2 separate regions of the Homo sapiens genome follow, and region 2 is linked to region 1. A link is an interaction called in ENCODE POLR2A ChIA-PET data of the cell type or tissue named here. Cell type or tissue: endothelial cell of umbilical vein. All regions are shown on one strand. Links, peaks and the distances in the headings refer to the core of each region. The heading gives the core; the rest is flanking DNA.

What was found. Peaks named below come from ENCODE experiments on the same cell type or tissue, not always from the same donor. Only the 100,000 strongest peaks of a DNase experiment are listed, where the experiment ranks them.
Region 2: POLR2A ChIA-PET joins it to region 1 with 9 read pairs; 2 of 35 experiments call an interaction of 5 or more read pairs at or near these places.

The regions. Positions count from the first base shown.
Region 1 is chr2:209,933,670-209,944,179 of GRCh38, reverse strand. UNC80 (unc-80 subunit of NALCN channel complex) reads right to left here. Exons shown (of 65, transcript NM_001371986.1): 39 at 10,175-10,358; 40 at 8,372-8,466; 41 at 7,247-7,336; 42 at 6,550-6,651; 43 at 4,528-4,708; 44 at 2,691-2,959; 45 at 666-800. Among named protein-coding and RNA genes, the nearest start is that of RPE, 64 kb to the left of the region's middle. In endothelial cell of umbilical vein, for the core only: no CTCF peak of the experiment used is centred there; a DNase peak (open chromatin) is centred at 6,089.
Region 2 is chr2:210,065,763-210,076,272 of GRCh38, reverse strand. It overlaps KANSL1L (KAT8 regulatory NSL complex subunit 1 like), which reads left to right. Exons shown (of 15, transcript NM_152519.4): 6 at 517-721. Among named protein-coding and RNA genes, the nearest start is that of KANSL1L-AS1, 41 kb to the right of the region's middle. In endothelial cell of umbilical vein, for the core only: a CTCF peak has its summit at 3,194 (motif pointing left); a DNase peak (open chromatin) is centred at 3,072.

The sequences.
Region 1 (10,510 bases), core at 1,140-9,139:
TGTTAGGAGCTGAGATGAAAGCTGAAGAGGAATGTTGAAGAGAAATGATATGCTTGTTGAAAGAAATATTATTTATGGTATGCATGTCTCATTGGTTAAAGAAAGAGAGCTCAGAGACTGAATATACAAACTGTCAATGACTAAATCATATATAAAGATAGAACTTTGACCCACAACCTGCAACAACCTGCTCAGGAAACCAACCCATTGTCTACAATAACCAGCTCAGGAAGCCAGCCTAAGTCAGGCTTGTAGGAAGTCAGGCCACTACCTCCAGTGGTAACCAAACAATAACCTCTGTAACAACTGGCCCAAAGTAACCAGGACTGGCATAATAACTGAGAGCTTTCCTAATTTTTGTCCCTGCTTCCAACTTAGGACCAACCAGAGAAAGCCCAATATACACCCCTAACCCATCATATAAGATGCCCAACTACTAGTTAGTTCACCTGCAGCTTCCCCAGGCCAATAGCTCCAATCAGGACATACCTGAAGCTTCTCCTTTTTTCACTATACAGTTTTTCGACTCCTCTGCCTGCCTTTGCATCTCTGCCAAAACACAAGTGATGGTAGCCAACTCCCTTGCCATAGTAAGCTCTAATAAATAACCTTTGCTTTTCTCATTTTGTTGGTCTTCATTTTTTTTTCCCACAGAGCTTACTTACAGGAAATTCCAGGAGAGGGGCCACACTAGCAAACAGCTGGAGCACAAAGGGCTTCCGGTGTAGAATATAGAACTGGTGACAGGCAAATTCGATGGCTTGACGCAGCTGGGGATTGCTTTCATAGTCGGAGTACACCTATGGAAAAATGCCAGATATTCAAAAAATGCCTTAATGAAGTATCAAAGTTGTACTCGCTTTTAAAACTCATGGTCATGGGAAGCTTGGAGGGAAATGGCTAACTTTGTAAACTGGTAGAGAGGAATGTAAAATGGCATAAACTTTCTCTAGATAAATTTAGTAACACACCTCAAAATGCTGAAAATCTAAACATACTTTCTTTCCAGGAAGTTTGTGACTAGGAATTTATCTCAAGGAAAGGACTAGACACATGTATAAACATGCATACATAAGAAGGCCTGCTGCAAGACTGGCTATAACAGTGGAAAATATGAGACAAATTATTCATAAATATATCTTGGTTAAGTGAATTATGGTATATACAAATCATAGAATGCTGTGCAGTAATTTTAAAAATGCTGTAAGGCTAAATATAGCTATATAAAATGCCTATGATATTCTTAGTGTTATATGAAAAAACTAGGTTACAAACTTGAAAATATATAATTCTGGAGTGTGTGTGTGTGTGTGTGTGTGTGTGTAGGAAAGAGTGCCAGGATTTGTAAGTATAAACAATGATTACCTGGGAGAAAGGATTTTAAGTGAGCCTTATCTTTTCTTTAAACTTTCTCCATCTTTTGAATTTTGTAATGAACATAATCGCTTTTGGTAATCAGTAAAAAAAAAATACTTACTAAAAAAATAGAGAAAATTGCAACTATCTAAAAATGAGGAAGAGAGTCCTGTGATAGTAACTTTCTTGCCCCCATAGGTTGAGCAAACTTAACTTTGTATGTGTTGTGATCATAATTTTTATCAAAACTTCCTCAAAAATAGAGAACTAGGATGAGCCCCTGGGCCCTGCCTGATTTTATTTAGTACTCCTAAATGTAGCCAGCTATACATTAGACACGAGTAAATAAAAATTGTTCCTGCTAAATTACCTTCTCCAATCCCAACACACCACATTTACTGGGAATGAAAATCTCTATTCAGTTAGAGGTCAGGGAATCTCTCGGGAGAAACATCAGCTAAACACTTGCCATACATGTGACTCAAGAACAGAAGTTCTCAAACTTTCTAGGGCAGTGGTCCCCAACCTTTTTGGCATCAGGGACTGGTTTCATGGAAGACAATTTTTTCATGGACCAGGGTGAGTGCGGGGGATGGTTTCGGAATGAAACTGTTCCACCTCAGATCATCAGGCATTAGATTCAGGAGCATGGAACCTAGATCCCTTGCATGCACAGTTCACAATAGGGTTCCAGCTCCTATGAAAATCTAGGGGTGGGGGTTCCTTACAGGCCACAGACCAGTACTGGTCCCTGGCCCGGAGGTAGAGGATTCCTGTTCTAGGGCATCAAAACCATTTGAAGGTCTTGTTAAAAACACAAACTACTGGGCCCTGATCCCTGAGTTTCTGATTCAGTAGACCTGGATGGGCTCCAAGAATGTGCATTTCTCTTTCTTTAAAACTTTTTTTTGTTTTAGAGATGTGGTCTTGCTGTGTTCCCCAAGCTAGTCTTAAGCTCCTCACTTCAAGAGATTCTCCCACCTTGGCCTCCCAAAGTGCTGGCATTACAGGCGTGAGCCACCACACCTGACCAGAATGTACATTTCCAACAAGTTTCCAGTTGATGCTGATGCTGCTGGCCCAGGGACTACAACTTAAGAACCACTGTCCTAGACGAAATGGGAAAGCATATCCCAAGTCTGGGGCTCTCAGAGTAGAAAGGAACATTGTGAACTCTTGCAAATTTATGGGGGGATTTCATTTGTTGCCTTCTGTTGTCACAAAAGAAGATGATAACACCATCATTAAAAAGTTTCAGTATAGATCTAGTTGAACGGCTAGATATGAGCAGTACTCATGTTAATTTTCTGGTTGGGAGAGGAGGTTCTGGGCACCTGCAGCATGGTGGGGAGAATCCACTGGTAGCCGCTGAGAGAGAAGAGGTGGTTGAAGTGCACCGCGGTGTTGATGACGGTGGCAGCATACTGCCTGAGCAGGGCACTGTCTTCCGGGTGGAGGATCAGAGCCCCGTTAAAAACGTTGAGGAAAAGCATGATTTCGTCTCCCCATGGAAACTCGCTCGGCATGCCCAGGAACATTTCCTCCAGCAGCTGGATCCACAAGCTTTTCTGAAGAGTGTCGAGGCCAAACAGTTCCTTTCCAGCTGTGAGAACATGAAACAGCAGAGACAGAATTAGCCCCACACCAATCCTGTCAGCATGAGAGGTGATCAAACCCAAGGCGCTGCTGTTCTCCGTTTGTTCCAGCTCCAGGATGTGAAGATCTACTGCTGAAATGTTTTCCAGCACAATATTACTGGCCTTGATACAGCACTTCCTTTTCTCCATGAACTTTCATCATCACCTCTTTAACTAACTGTGGGTAAGGCAGAGCAGGCATTGGCAGTGTTTTACTGCTAAATAAACATCTGTTGGAGAAAAATAAATTATTTCAGCTAGAAAATAGCAGGGATGGGACTACTGCTTGGTCTTTTAATTAATGGTCAGAGGCTAGAGCTCTATCTACTGCTGAAGCTGAAGCGTTTTGTTTTTTGTTTTTTGTTTTTTTGAGATGGAGTCTCGCTCTGTCGTTCTGTCTGGAGTGCAATGGCGCAATCTCGGCTCACTGCAACCTCCATCTCCTGGGTTCATGTGATTCTCATGCTTCAGACCCCTGAGTAGCTGGGATTACAGGCACCCGCCACCATGCCCAGCTAATTTTTTTTGTATTTTTAGTAGAGACAGGGTTTCGCCATGTTGGCCAGGGTAGTCTCAAACTCCTGACCTCAAGTGATCTGCCTCCCTGGGCCTCCCAAAGGCCTGGGATTACAGGCATGAGTCACCTTGCCCAGCCTGTCTGAAGCTTCTGGATGAGGGCGATAAAACATAGAGATGCTAATTTAAGTAAATTGTCTCAAATTAATAACTGAGTAACAGAGCGAGGCTCCAAAGTGGGTCTCCTTCTGTGTCTCTCTTTCTCTCAATTGAGGTATTATTTAGAGTAAAATGCACAGATCTTTAGAGTTCATTGAATTTTGACAAAAATATGCACTATGCACTCATGTAGACAACATTCCATCAATATACAGACCATTTTCATCACCCTTCTGCCCCTTTCCAGGAAATTCATTCCCTCCAAATCCAGAGGCAACCACCATTCTGATTTCTGTCATTCTAGATGAATTTTGCCTCTTTTTGAACTTCACACAAATACCCGGTCTTTGTTTAGTCAAGTATTCTCATACCCTAACAACACCATCCTACCCACGCTTCAACTGCTGATGACTAGCTTAGAGCAGTGGTTCTCAAAATGTGGTGCTTGGGATAGCAGCATCAGCATCACCTGAGAACTTAATAGAAATGCAAACTCTTGAGCCCCATCCTGAAACCCGGAGGTGGAGCGTGGGGCCCCGCAATCTGTGTTTCAACAAGTCCTTCAGGGGTCTCTTGTGCACACTCAGGTCTGAGAAGCACTGGTTTTACAGCACTGTCTGCTGATTCAGATGCTCTCCATTTGAGAACAAAACAAGTGCGTTTAGGAGATATACCTAATGCTAAATGACGAGTTAATGGGTGCAGCACACCAACATGGCACATGTATACATATGTAACAAACCTGCACGTTGAGCACATGTACCCTAAAACTTAAAGTATAATAATAATAAAATTTTAAAAAAAAACAACAAGTGTGTTAGAAAAAGCCCCAGAGAGGCAATGTTTCTTTGTTTGATACCTTGAGGATCACTGAAGAGTGAAAACTCAGCATCAATAGCACTACGAGGGAATGAGGGCAGGCGGAGGAGGTCTTCCTGAAGCATGGAGACGTGGGACTGTTTGTGGGCTGTGGGGATCTTCTGGGTTAGGGAGATGAGAAACAACACCCGCCCTACTTCTTCCAGCTTTCGGGTGAACACCTGGAGAAAACAAAAGCAGGAGCAGACAAAAAGGAGTATTAGAAACTCCAGATTTATAGACTGAAAAAACTAAAGGAAAACCTTTAATGGCAAACTGGGTTGATAAAGTCGGAAAAGGGGAAAAAGTGAAATGAGGGAGACATGTGTTTTTATCCTTTACCACAAGCAAGAGCAAACAATTCTCAATTGCCTCTTACTTCCTTCTGCCTGCTTTACAGAAGGAAATGTTCCTTATGGAGTTTTAGGCTGGAGAGGAGCATAAGGCAAGCATTGTCAAGATTAGTTCAATATTAAATAGAGCCCATTTGTTTGGATGCTATAATATGGAAGACCTTCACTAACAGGGTCAGTGAGTCAGTCAGTTCCATTGCCACCAATGCCTGAAGCTGTTTCCTGGGAGTTCCGGGTTTGTCTTTAAAAAAACAAAGACTGATGTGAGATCCAGGAAAACCCTATCTTGGGACAGAAGCTCATAGGTCCTTGATTGGTGCTCTGAGTTTAGAGGGCATACACATGGGGCTCTTGGTTCTTAGGTCCTTTTCTCTTGATGATTAGGAAGTTTATATGCAGTGAGTAGCTACTGAGGAAACTTCTGAGCCAGACTCATAGGCCTCCATGTTATAATCTCCCTGAGGAACTTAGAAGTCTTAAGGCTCTAACTTGAAGTGTACATCAGAGCAAGAACTCCATTTGATGGCATTCTTTGAAAACTTGTTCTTAAACATGATGAATAGACACACACACACACACACACACACACAGAGAGAGAGAGAGAGAGAGAGAGAGAGAGAGAGACAGAGACTAGGCAAGCACCATTATTGATTAGGGTTTCAATTATCTTACCCCAAAATCATGGGCTGGGGTAATTTGAGGAGAATTGTTTTAGGAATTGTTTATATTTAAGATCTAATAGTTTTGCCCAACATCTCACACCTTGCAACACATTTAGTATTTTCTTTCTTTTAAATAGAATGTCGGTAGTTAATTGTAGCTATATTTTTAATTACTTAAGTGGTCTAATTCTATGCGATGCTCACCCATTTCATGAAGATATTTTTGGATATTTTGAAGGCAAATTATTATCCTTGATATGTACAGAAAATTGAAATGATCAAGTATCCTGAAATTCTTTAAAGATTTTATTTAAAAATGAATGTAATAAATATGCAATATTAAAATTGTATCATTTTTAGAATTGTGTACTAAAGCTATATTTTGCATGCAGAATAGTGACTTTCCTTAAGCTCAAAGTTTGATTTGAGATTAAATGTGAATATTATTCTGTTCTTCAACCTTAAACCTAAGTACAGCTGCTAGACTATATCTCTTCCTGTTTCAAGAGAAATTAATAACATGCCCAAGGTCAGATCCCTGGTCAGAGGCAGAACTGGGATGAAGTCCAAATCTTTGAACTTTAGTTTAATGCTTTTTTTTTCAAGCATACTAGAGTGACCCCTTTTACTGTGTAGCCAGCTAGTGTAAACCACTGGGATAATTTACATAGCTACATTATGTGTATTTCCAATCCAATTTTACAGAAATGTGAAATGAAAATCTACATATAGAAAATAATAGGTAAATAATTAGGAGATTTCTATTATTTATACTCAATAATTCATCATTACACTACTCCAAGTGAGTGTTTCTTACTACCTTTAAGCAATGATCCAATTTGTAAATCTTACACTATTTAGGGGAATAATTTGTTGAGTGAGGGCCAACTACTGTCTCCAGAGAGGGTCAAAATGGAATCATAAAATCTCAAAGTTGGCAAAGTATGAACAGATATCTACTCCAACAACATGACAAAACCATGGAATAAAACTGACGTGGTCTGTCACCTGTTTCTGAATGAGCTCCTGTCCCTTCTCTGGATGCATATGTACAAGATTCAGCTGGGGAGATACTGACCTCCGGAAAGGATAAATATCTCGAACATAGGTCTGTGTGGATTACATAAAGAGACAAAAAAAAGAGTTCAAAAGATTAAACATCTTTTCTCATTTCTTCTTTACCCAAAGATCTAAGCACTAGGATGCTATGCCAGGAGAAAAGCAGCTAAAGGCAATGTACTAAACAACACTCTGGAAGATCACTGTAAAGTGATGTCAGCGAGCATCCTGAGGCCCTTCTGCTCATTAGATCAGATCAGCATGGTCTTGTTTAACATGGTAGAAAAGAGATGCAAAACAGCATTCAAATTCCAAATAGACACACACAGGTATTATACGGGCAACGTAATTTTTCATGTAATAATGATCAATACCTAAGTGTCTTATCTAGCTTATCTCATTTAACTATTACAACTGCTCTAGCATGGATACCATTATCATTACCTTCATTTTACACACAAGAAAACCAAAGGGTAGAAAGGTGAAGTCGCCAGTCAAAAGCCCCATTGATAGTAAGATGGTGTGACCCAGGTGGCCATACTATTACCTTCTAAACAGCGATGCCTCCCTGACTGTGAGCCACCCTCAGGTAGGCATGATAAGCCTTTGGCACAACTCAACGGGGATGTCACTACTGGTGTCTCACCTTATTGTAGTGGATAAGGTTCCATCGTTTATCCATAAGAAAATAATGTGTTGACTGGGATTCTGGGATATTAAAAAACTCCAGACACTCCTAGAACAATAGCAACAAATTTTAATAAATGTTTATCAGGAAGATATTATGTGCTAGGTAGTAAGGTGACAGATACAAATTTTGAAAAAACAAGGTAACCTCTTACGAGAATTATCTGTATATATTGATGTCTTATGTAAACTGTATACGTTAGATATGTGTGTGTGTATATGTGTATACACATACACACACACATATATATATACACATATATATACACACATACCATGGCTGCATATATACCCACACAGAGCTATCCAAAGAATGGTACGATAAAGACTGATAATGTGATATGGACCATCTGATCTCATAGTGCCCAAAGATGTACAATTATAATTCAGACTGAGTGATGGACTGTGGAGGAACAGTGGCACCTACTGGTCTCAGCATCAGGAAGAAAGCATGTTTGAGAAACACTTAAGAATAATATAAACTATCATGCACTGTGCACATTATATACTATATACTAGGCATAGATAACTTGTATAACCTGAACTAGTATCTCAGTACTGTTGAAAATGAAACTGAGACTAGAGAAGTCTTATCACTTGATTTAGGTCACACTGGTTGTGGTGAAGGCAGCGTTTGAATATACTCTGTTTGCCTTCCTGCTATCCTACCATTCATCGTGAGTATAAAAATGGAGTATTTGTTGAAGTTGGGCCTTAGAAATTCTCTGGAGATGTCTGAATGAGGACAAAAGGAGTAGTAATGTCCCTTTCTACTGAAATAAGATGCACGAGTTTGGAAAAGTTGATTTTTTTTCCAAAGGTCTCTTCTACTTACATCTGGGCCCAGAACTATGTTCCTGAAAATCAGATTACTAAAAGTTTACTGACTAAAGTCAGTAGAAGTGGGGAAAATTATGGAAGGAAATAGCATAAGGAAATAATAGTGGGGCAGATTTTAGAAGAGTAAAGAAATGCATACATCCATTTAAAGACAGAAAAATGCCATTTTATTCTAAAATGGATCTTCAGTGAGGTGGCCATAGCATTGTCCTTAAAAATTGTTTCTGTTAAAAGTCATTCCTACCTTCAACAGGGCTTCAAATTGAGTGTCTTCATGGACTGGTAACTGGGTTGGGATATCGCACTCATTCTGTCCATGAACTACCAAGGTTTTAGTACCTACAGATGATAAAAATAATAACAAACTGACTTTTACTATAGAAAATTTGTATTTTAAAGCATAAAATATTAAAATATTATCAATAAGCTGATGTTTTTACTGTTAATTACAATTCTTAATTCATAGTTACATATATATTTTATTTATTTTTAACCTGGAAATTTAAGATTAATATACATATATTTTAAATATATTCACTTATTAAAAGTGATAGGTATGGAGTTCCCAATACTTTTAAAAAATTTTTATTTTTAGTAGAGACGAGGTTTCGCCATGTTGTCCAAGCTGGTCTCAAACTCCTGACCTCAAGCAATCCACCTGCCTCGGCCTCCCAAAGTGCGGAGATTACAGGAGTGAGCCACCGCGCTAGGCCAAGTTCTCAATACTTCTACCTGTCTTTTACATGCATAATTGTATTTAAATCTCATAGCCACCCCATGATGTGGGTGTTATGATTTTTTATCTTACAAATGAGGAAAAAGAGAAATGGAATAACTTAAGAGACATATTTATTTAGTGGAAGAGTTAGAATTCAAACCTCAAGCATTTCAACAAGTAGTACATCCCTGTTTTCTAGATGAGGTGACCAGGCAATAAAAGTTAAGAAAATATAAACAGGGATATTAGCAAAACCAAAACATGTACTTGAAATGTAGCTGAAAGCTACATTTTCTGTATTCTTCTTGGCTGATGGAGACAATATTTATTCTACTTCATTCATTAATTACAAATCTTTGTGAACATTATGATATACCTCAATTTTTAGTGAGTTGTTTTTAAGTATGTTAAAAATAGGAGTTTCTTTGCTGTAATAAAAACTGATCACTTTTTTTGGATAATCTACAGAACCTATACATACACAATTCCCATTCATCGAATGCTTATCATGAGCCAGGTATGGCAGCAAGTATTTCACATATCTCAACTCATTTATTCCTCACAATTGTGAAGTATGAATTATATCCCTATTTTATACACAAAGAAAGAAAGCTTTGAGAAATAATGTACTTCTTCACAGTTAATACTAGTTATGTGACTAATAAATGACAGTGCTATGATTTAAACACAGGCTTTTTTGCTGCGAGAACCTGTGTTCTCATCTCTACATAATTCTGTCTTTCACTTCTATTTCAATACATGTATCATCTCAAATTTTCTTAGTCACTGCACAAGGATAAAGAATTGTCCAAATCTTTGTCTTAAGGCAAAACAAGCTATCCGAAGTGAAAAGGAACCGTATCTTGAGTTTACATCACGCTTCATGTTCTTTTGTAATGCTCCTTCTTCCTGCTTTCCCCTTTTCCAATTTTTCATAAAGCCCTCACTCATGGAGTTTACAAAAGACTGGAGTCCATGCCATACAAACAATATTATTCTTGCACTGCCAAAAATTCACTCAAACAAGCTTTCAGTTCAGCTGGCTCTCTGCAATAGACTTAAATAAATCTTCAACCTTGGCAGCCCTTCAAGGACTGATTCATGCGGATCTCAGTTCTGAGTCTCCCTTTTCAGCTGGCAACCGCTGACTTTTTAAAGGGTCTATTGTATTTCCTCTGATTATATTAAACAAAAATTCTTTGAAGCACTCAATACTGGGGGTTAGAACTCTGAAAATTTTCTCATGAATGAAAGAGACTCTTAGTCTTTCAAAGGGCTATTTATAATTTTTTTTTAAAGTTATGTTACTAAAAAGTAGTAGTGGCTTACCTGGCATTGAAGCGGTCACCAGGAGCTTCACCTCACACTGCTCCTTCTTCATCGTCTGCTTGAGATCCTTGAAGAAGAGGCCCTCCACGTAACCCACCACCTCCCACAGGAATGTCAGGGTGGCTGAAATGGCATCCATCCCCCACTCGCAGGGGGTCCGCACAAAGTACATGATTAATCCTACCTAGAAGTCAGTATAAGAAGAGTTCACAAAGCTACAATAATCCCGAGCTCACATTCTCATTTCCTTAGCTTTTCTTGTTTTAAACTCGACCTTCTTCTGTGCCTTCATATTCTCTGTTCAGATGCTTCTCTAACACTTTCAATGTTACCAGG
Region 2 (10,510 bases), core at 1,459-9,458, 130 kb before region 1:
GAGACGATGGTTGCAGTGAACCGAGATCGCACCACTGCACTCCAGCCTGGGCAGCTGAGTGAGACTCCATCTCAAAAAAACAAAAAACAAAAAACAAAAAAAACAGAAACTAATAATGGAGTGATGACTTTAGTTCTTTTAAAAACCTGTAATCTATGTATTTTCATCATACACAAAAAGAATTTTGTGTAAATAGTTAAAATACTGTAATTGACATGAATTATTGTTTTACAATGAGCAATTACATTACACTAGTAAACTCATGAGCATTTTCTAACTTATGGTATATTTGTTTTGCAGGAGAAAATAGATGTAAAGATGGTTTTCACAACTTGAATATGTAATTTCCCGTTAATACAAAATATTTTACCAATTGTTACCACAAAATTGGTTAAAATTAATACTTTTCTGTCATAATAGATCAAGGCAATTTACATTTAGTTTTCTTTGTCTTTTTTGTTTGTTTTGTTTTGTTTTATTCCCTTCCCACGCCCTAATTATTTCATGGCATTTCAGTGCATCAGAGAATTTAGATGAGCTGTCTTCCTCCAGTAGCTGGTTACTTAACCAGAAGCACAGTAAGAAAAAGAGAAAAGACAGGACAAGACTGAAATCTTCATCCTTGACTTTCATGAGTACATCAGCCCGAACAAGGCCACTTCAGAGTTTCCACAAACGAAAACTGTACAGATTGAGCCCTACTTTTTATTGGACTCCACAGGTAAGGCTGCCTTTGGGAAGAAAACATGATCAAAGATTCACCATCAGCATATTTCATGCATGAGAAGATGTAGATTGTTATTTAGCATAACACTTATTTTGAATAATTACATGTAGAAAACTTACAAATATAGTTTAAAAATGATATAGTAGATATTAATAATACTAAAGTGGGCTTTAGTAATTTTTTAAACATTGCAAGCAGTGTACTCTGAAACTTCTCACATCCCCAGTTTTTTTAAAGATCTATTATGCCTAAACTAATTTGAGAGAAAATGAAATGTCAAGATGATTTTTAAAATGTACTGTCAAAGATAAGAGGGTAACACAAATGTACTACATATTTGTCCATAAATGTTTGCTCAGAAGAAGAAAATCTGCACAGCTGTCAGTTATTTTGGAAGAAGTAACGTTGCTTTCCTTTTTAGGTTTGATATTTATTAATCTTGTTGAGTGCTCCTTTTCCTTCTTCTAGAACATAAGCAATACAGTTTTAGATGCTCATGCTTACAATTTTTACAAATTAAGTATACTTCATTAGAAACATTCATTTTGTAAAACATATTTTTCATGTGTGAACAAAATAATGGGTATACTTCCTTTAGTGTACTTCTAAACCAGCTGTGATGAAAAGCAAAATAAGTTATCTCTAGTTCTTGCTGGATATGCTTCCCCCTGACAATTAACGTTAGATTTCTTAATATATCAAAGGAAAGAAATTATTGATACTACTATTTAATATTGTTTCTGATTATCATTACGTTATCTATTTAAATATGTTTATTAAAATAAAGATGCTTTGTTTTATTAGGAAACAATTTTAAGCTCTTTTATCAGGGTCCAGTTATAAATAGGAATGTGGATTCTGACAAATTAGCTTTCATTGAAAGACTTTTCCTGCCCGGCACGGTGGCTTATTCCTGTAATCCCAGTACTTTGGGAGGCCAAGGCAGAGGGATCACTTGAGGTCAAGAGTTCGAGACTGGCCTGGCCAACATGGCGAAACCCCATCTCTACTAAAAATACAAAAATTAGCCCAGCGTGAAAAATACAAAAATTTGCCCAGCGTGGTGGCGGTGCCTGTAATCCCATCCACTAGGGAGGCTGAGGCAGTAAATCTGATTCCAAAGCCCATGTTCTTTTTATAAACATTTATAGCAACAAAAATAAACCAAACCTTTTGTGAGCCAGAAGTCAGTAAAGACAGTATATTTCAGGGTTTATAAGGTTAGAGGTATTAGGAAATATATAGAAAAGATGGGTTTTGAAAGACAAGCAGAGTTTTGAAGGTTATGGTGAAGAGAAAGAAAGGATTTTAAGTGAATAATTGGAACAAAGATGAAAAAAGTGATGGAGAATAGCAAATTCTGTTACCCTCAGCTTATCTCCCATATTGTCACCCCAATAATTATTTACCTTTCTAAACTTAATTTAAATGTCATTTCTCTCAGGAAGCCTTCCTTGACATGCCCAGAATGGTATATATATTGTTATAGCACCCTGTTTTAACCTTGCTGAGCTGGAATTTATTATACTATTTTATAATCATTTCTTTTCTGACTTTTCAGAAAAAAGTGTGTTATGTTTTCAGAGAATAGGGGCTGTATCTTTTTATTTCCAGATCTGCAGGGCCTTGAAGAGTACCTGTCTGATAGAATGTGCTCAGTAAATAATTGTTTAATGTGTTAAAGAATTAACGAAGTGGAACATAGGAAAATATTTAAAAGGCAATAGAGAATTGGAACTGTGTGTGTGTGTGTGTGTGTGTGTGTGTGTGTTTGTGTGTTTCCTAGATTTGCCTACTGCAGTGGTCTAGAATAGTGATATTCCATATCCCATAGAACTTTCTTTTTTTTCTTTATGGAAAGTCTTGAGAACCATAGAACTTTCTGTAATGATTCAAATGCTCTATAAATCTATACTGTCCAATATGGTAGCTCCTAGACACATGTAGCTATTGAGCACATGAAACATGGCTTATGTAATTGAGGAACTGAGTTTTTTTTTTCTTTTCCATTTTTTTTTTTAGACATCTCGCTATGTTGCCCAGGCTGGTCTTGAACTCCTGGGCTCAAGTGATCCTCCTGCCTTAGCCTCCCAAAGTGCTGGGATTACAGGTGTGAGCTACTGTGCCCATCCTGAATATTTAATTTATTTTGTTTTTATTTTAATTTAAGTAGCCACACATGGGTAATTGCTACCAAACTGGACAGCACAGATGTAGACTCAGACTTATCCTGATAAGTAATCAGTATGTCTGGAACTCATATTTTGTTTTCTAATACCATTTCCTACTAAAAGGAATCGGGGATTTCTGGAGAAATGGCTGGTCTCCAGGGCTGGGGAAGAAAAGGTATGATTATCCTGGAACATCGTAATGTTAACAGAAAGCAAGGAAGTGTTTAAAAAAATGATAAAGACATGTTGAAAGAACACAGAAGCTAGCTTGAAGAGGCCCCTAGTGGCCAAATCTAGGACTATTTGGCATCAAAATAAATAAGGACAATATTGAACCATTGAAAAAATAGGAACTCATGAGTCCATACTGATGATAGATAAATTGGTGAAAAGGAAAACTTTTCCATATGCTAGGATGCTGATTAATAAATGTGGAATAAACAGTCAAATTAGAGAATCATTTTGCAATCATCATAGTAAAGATTGATTGGACAAGAATCATTAATGGGTATAACTCTGGGGTCAGGATTGAGGAGAGGTTTGATGAGGAACAAGATTTGCATGATCTTAAAGCAGGGGTCCCCAGTCCCCTGGTCACAGACCAGTACTGGTCCGTGGCATGTTAGAAATAGGTCACACAGCAGGAGGTGAGCAGCAGCTGAGCGAGCATTACCGCCTGAGCTCTGCCTCCTGTCAGATCAGTGGCGGGAACTCACGGGAACTCAAACCCTATTGTGAACTGTGCATCTGAGGTATGTAGGTTGTGTGCTCCTTATGAGAATCTAAAGCCTGATGATTTGAAGTGGAACAGTTTCATCCTGAAACCATCTCCCCATCTCCTACACCCCCAATCTCCTGTCTGTGGAAAAATTGCTTTACATGAAACTGGTCCCTGTTGCCAAAAAAGTTGGGGACTGCTGTCTTAAAGTGCCTCCTGCCAGTTGCCAGGGGGCATATAGTAACTATATATACAGAAACAAACAATACTTTGCCTGAGTGATCAAAACTACTGTCACCTGTGAGGGAGGATAACACTGTGTAGTATTCTGACTAGAAATGTATAACCTGAATTTAATCATGAGTAAATATCAGACAAAGCCAAAATCAGACATACAGTATTAAAAAACAACTGGCCAGTATTCTTTTAAAAATGTCAATGTCATGAAAGCCAAGAAAGGCTAAGGACTTGTTTTAGATTGAAAGAGACACTAAAAAGATACATGACAACTAAATGAATATATGATCTAGAGCAGAATTCTTTTCAAGGGAAAAAAAATTATTGGGACAATTGAGGAAACTAGACTATTGATGGTAGATTAGACAAAATATTTTATTAATGTTGAATTCCCTGAATATTATTGTTTTTGCAGTTATGTAAGAAAATATCCTTATTCTATGAAATACACATTGAAATATTAAGGGTAAAATGGCTAAGGCATCCATTGTATATAATAAATAAACTTCCCTTCTGGAATGGTACCAGCCATGTGCAACCAAAAAGAGAGGGGAGTGAAATATTTAAAATATTGAAAAGCAAAAACAAACGCTGTAGTGGGCAGAATTGTGTCTCCCCACCACCACCCTGAAAGATATGTCTATGTCCTAACTCCTGGTTCCTAGGAATGTAACTGTTATGGGTTGAACTGTGTCCCTAAGAACTCTTATATTGACGTTCTAACAGCTAGCACCTTAGAATATGACCTAATTTGGAAATTGGGTCATTAAAGATGCAATTAGTTAAGATGAAGTAATCAGGGTGGGCCCTAATCCAATATGACTGATGTCCTTATAAAAAGGGGTAACTTTGGTCGGGCATGGCAGCTCATGCCTGTAATCCCAACACTTTGGGAGGCCGAGGGGGGTGGATCACCTGAGGTCAGGAGTTTGAAACCAGCCTGGCCAACATGGCAAAATCCCGTCTCTACTAAAAAATACAAAAATTAGCCAGGCATCATGGTTTGTGCCTGTAGTCCCAGCTACTTAGGAGGCTGAAGCATGAGAATCGCTTGAACCTGAGACGCGGAGGTTGCAGCGAGCTGAGATCATGCCACTGCACTCCAGCCTGGGTGACAGAGTGAGACTCTGTCTCTAAATAAATAATTAAAAAAATAAAAATGAAAAGGGGGAATTTAGACACAGATGCATGCATACAGGATGAATGCCACATAAACATGAAAGTTGAGGTCAGAATGACACTTCTACAAGCCAAGGAACACCAAAGATTGGTGTTACTCTGTTGCCCAGGCTGGAGTGCACTGGCACAATCTCAGCTCACTGCAACCTCCGCCTCCCGGGTTCAAGCAGTTTTCCTGCCTCAGCCTCCCAAGTAGCTGGGATTACAGGTGCCCGCCACCACACCCGGCTAATTTTGGTATTTTTAGTAGAGATGAGGTTTCACCATGTTGGCCAGGCTGGTCTCAAACTTCTGACCTCGTGATCCACCCGCCTCAGCCTCCCAAAGTGCTGGGATTACAGGCGTGAGCCACTGCACCCGGCTACATATGTTTTATTTAAAAAAATTTTTATTGTGGTAAAATACATATTACATATACATATAACAGAGCAAACACCAGAAGATAGAGGATAGGCCTAGCAGAGTCTTCCTCTTAGTCCTTAAAAGAAACCAATCCTGCTGACATCTTGATTTGACTTCCAGCCTCCAGAACTGTTATTTCAGCCACTCAGTTGTGGCATTTTGTTATGACACACCTAGCAAACTAATACAGTGGACATTTTTGTTAGTAAGGTCTTTGTAGTTGCAATTAAGGATCCTGAAATGAGATCATTTTGAATTTAGAATGGGTCCTAAATCCAGTGATTGGCGTCCTTATAAGAGAAAGGAGAGGGCTGGGCGCAGTGGCTCACGCCTGTAATCCCAGCACTTTGGGAGGCCGAGGCGGGCGGATCACGAGGTCAGGAGATCTAGACCATCCTGGCTAACATGGTGAAACCCCATCTCTACTAAAAAATACAAAAAATTAGCTGGGCGTTGTGGCGGGCGCCTGTAGTCCCAGCTACTCGGGGGCTGAGGCAGGAGAATGGCATGAACCCGGGAGGCGGAGCTTGCAGTGAGCGGAGATCGCGCCACTGCACTCCAGCCTGGGTGACAGATTGAGACTCCATCTCAAAAAAAAAAAAAAAAAAAAAAAAGAACGGAGAAAGAGATTTGAGACACAGAGAAGGCTATATGAAGATGAAGGCAGAGATTTGAGTTATGCTTCCACAAGTTAAAGAATGTCAGGGGCCAAGCAGACACAGTGGCTCACGCCTGTAATCTCAGCACTTTGGGAGGCTGAGGAAGGCGGATCATTTGAGGTCAGGAGTTCCAAACCAGCCTGACCAACATGGTGAAACCCTGTCTCTACTAAAAATACAAAAGTTAGCCGGGTGTGGTGGCAGGTGCCTGTAATCCCAGCTACTCGGGAGGCTGAGACAGGAGAATTGCTTGAACCCAGAAAGCAGAGGTTACCGTGAGCAGAGATCCTACCACTGCACTCCAGCCTGGGTGACAGAGTGAGACTCTGTCTCAAAAAAAAAAAAAAAAAAAAAAAAAAAAAAAAAAAAAAAAAAAAAAAAAAAAAAAAAGAATGTCAGGGGCAATAAATAAATAAGTTAAAATCAAGGTGTTGGCAGAAAAAGTAAAATTTAAATTTAATTTAATTTTAAAAAAAGAATGCCAGGAGCCACAGAAACTGAATGAGTCAAGGAAGGATTCTCCCCTAGAGCCATCAGAGGGAGTGTAGCCCTGCCAACACATCAATTTCATACTTGTCCTTCACAACTATGAGAGAATTAATTTCTGTTGCTTTAAATCACTCACCTTATGGTAATTTATTATGGCAGTCCTAGGAAACTTATACAGAGTTTGGTGCCAGGAAGTAAGGTGCTGATGTAACAAATACTTAATGGTGGAAGTGGCTTTGGAACTGGGTAATGAGCAAAGGCTGGAAGAATTTTAAGGTCCATGATAGGGAAAAGCCTAGGTTTTGTGAGAGCTCAGAAGGAAATGAGGAAAATGAAAGACAAAGCTGCTGTTATCTTAGAGAATATGTATATCATCATGAACAGAATTTGCTAGAAACATGAATGTTAAAGGTGCCTTCAGTGAAGTTTCAGAAGGAAATGGGGGACACGTTATTAGAAACTGGAGGGAAGGCTATCCTTGTTATAAAGTGGCAGAAAACTTGGCTGAATTATATTCTACTGTGAGGTGGAAAATAGAACTTTTAAGCAATGAACTTGGATATTTAGCTGAGGAAATTTCCAAGTAAAGTGTAGGATTTGTTATCTGGTTTCTCCTTGCTTTTTAGAGTAGAATATGAGAGGAAAGAGATAAAGTGAGTAAGGAGCTGTTAGGTTAAAAGCAACCAGAGCTTTGATGATTTGGAAAATTCTCAGGCTATTACAAAAAGTGATATAGCTTGCTCTGGGGATTACCCAGAGCAGAGACAAACTTTTGCTGGGAAGGTTAGGTATGTAACTCATGGATCCAATCAATCATCTAAGCAGAAGCCAGGAACAGAGATAAGGTTATCCAGAAAGAATTTTGAGAGAACACTCCTGTCTTAATGACATGGATTCCCTTGACATATGTGAGAATCCCACAAAGATTTTGAGAATTTTATACCTGAAGCAACACTACCAGCTTAAACCAAAAGGGGCAAAGACGAGACAAAATGAAAAAGGTTGTCAGACCCCCAAAATTTTACAGGCAGGAAATGCACTGATAGAACAACTCAGTTGCAAACACTTATTACCCGCCAATAAAAAGGAAGGTAAATCAGACCTAAATGTGACAGGAAAACAATAAACTTCTAGAAGAAAACACAGGAGAATGTCTTCATGTCCTCGGGGTGGCTGACTTCTTAAACAGGATACAAATATCACTAATCAGAAAATACTGCTAATTTGGGCTTTGTTAATTATGAACTAATTTTCATCAAAGACAGCATTAAGACAATAGAGTACACACTGACTGAAGAGATTTGCATTCTCTGTGTGTGTGGGTGTGTATATATTCAACAAAGATTTTATATCCTGAATATATGTATATATTTTTAAATGGCTAAAAAAAACAAGAAAAAAGAGATAACTTAATTAAAAATAGGCATAAATACAGTTACATACTTTAAAATAGTAAAGTGGTAACTTTTGTTATATGTATTTTACCACAATAAATTTTTTAAATAAAAAATATGCAGCCGGGCGCGGTGGCTCACGCCTGTAATCCCAGCACTTTGGGAGTCTGAGGCAGATGGATCACGAGGTCAGGAGTTTGAGACCAGCCTGGCCAACATGGTGAAACCTCATCTCTACTAAAAATACAAAAATTAGCCGGGTGTGGTGGCAGGCGCCTGTAATCCCAGCTACTTGGGAGGCTGAGGCAGGAAAATTGCTTGAACCCAGGAGGCGGAGGTTGCAGTGAGCTGAGATTGTGCCACTGCACTCCAGCCTGGGCAACAGAGCAAGACTCCATCTCTAAATAAATAAATAAAAATAAAATAAAATAAAAATATGCATAAGACTTGAACAGATCTTTTGTAAAAGAGGATATCCAAATGGCCAATAAACATATGAAAATGTGTTTAAAATCATTGCTTATCAAGGAAATGCAATTAATACTACATCAATTTTTTTTTTTTTTTTTTTTTTTTTTTTGGAGACAGGGTCTCACTCTGTCACTCAGGCTGGAGTGCAGTGCAGTTAAGTGATCTCAGCTCACTGCAGCCTCAACCTCCAGGGCTCAAGCTCTCAAACAATACCCCCACCTCAGCCTCCGGAGTAGCTGAGATGACTGGCACATGCCCCCATGCCTGGCCAATTTTTCCTTTATATTTTTTGCAGAGATGGGGTTTCGTCATATTGCCCAGGCTGGTCTCAAACTTCTGAGCTCAAGTATCTGCCCACCTTGGCCTCTCAAAGTGCTGGGATTACAGGCGTGTACCACTGCACCCAGACTAACATACATCTATTCTTATAATCCAGCAATTCCACTCTTAGGAACTCATCCAGGAATAATGAATACATATACACACAAAGGCTCTCCGGAGAAAGAGAGCAATAGAATATATATAGATATATAAGAGAAGATTTATTATGGGAATTGGCTCACATGATTGATTATGGAGACCAAGAAGTTTCATAATATGCTGTCTGCCAGCTGGAGAACTAGGAAATCCAGTGGTGTAATTCAGTCCAAGGCTGGAGCCCTAGAACCAGGGGGAGGAGGATGCCTGGTATTAAGTCCTGGAGTCTAAAGGCCAGAGATCCAGGAGCACTGATGTCTCACTGAAGGCCAGAGAAGATGAATGTCCCAGCTTAAGAAGAAAGGGAATTTGCCCTTCCTCTGCCTTTTTGTTTTATTCGTGCTATCATCAGATTAGGTGAGGGTGATCTTCTCTACTCAGTCAACTGATTCAAATGTTAATCTGTTTGGAAAACACCCTCACAGACACACCTAGAAATAATGTTTTACCAGCTTTCTGGGCATCCATTCACCTAGTCAACCTGACACATAAAATTAACCATCACAGGGCTCATAACAGCTTTACTCATTAAAGCCCCAAATACAAAGTAATCTAAATGCCACCAGCAGAATTGTGGTATATTTATACAGCAATAAAAAGGATGGACTACTGATAAAACAACAAAGATGTATCTCCCAGACAATATGTTGAGTGAAAGAAGTGAGAACAGGCCTGGTGTGGTGGCCGATGCCTGTAATCCCAACACTTTGGGAAGGCTGATGGGGGAGGATCACTTGAGCCCAGGAGTTCAAGACCACCCTAGGCAACAAAGTGACACCGTGTAGGTTTTTGAGTTGGAAATGTGTCATACCCTTGGTGGTGGTTACCAGGGCATATACCTATGTAAAAATTCATTATGCTGTATATCTTTGCCATAGAAGTGGGCATGTGCCCCATGCTGCACATTCAGAGTAGCCTATCCCCGTTGTTTTGGCCATCTATTGTTGCATGACAGACTATCCCCAAACGTAGTGATTTAAAACCATTTTCTATTATCTTTCATGATTCTGTGGATTACCTAAGTAGTTATTCTTCAGCCTTGCCTAAGGTCTCTCCTACAGTTGTAGTAAGATTGTGACTGGGGTTAGCCATCTGGATGCTTGGATGGGCTGGAATAGCTGGGCTTCCTTCACTCTCTGTGCCTCCCAAAATGCAAATATAGAAGCTAGGAGTTCTTCTTAAGACTTAATCCTACAACTAGCACAGTGTTTTTCTGTTTAATTTATTAAAGTGATACAGTGTAGGATTTAATTTAGGAGGGACTATACAAGGGCAAGAATACTGGGAGTCATGGTTCATTGGGGCTGTAATTGAAAACTACTACAGTCCATCCTCTGGTTCCCTCTTTCATATGTAAAAACCATTGAACACCTTCCTTCCAAGACCCCTGATGTCTCAACCCATTATGGCATTAGGCTCAGGCTTGAAGTCTTGGAACTCATCATCAAGAATCATGTCCATGGCTGGGTGCAGTGGCTCAAATGCCTGTTATCCCAGCACTTTGGGAGACTGAGGCAGGTGGATCACCTGAGGTCAGGAGTTCGAGACCAGCCTGGCCAACATGGTGAAACCCCTACTCTTCTAAA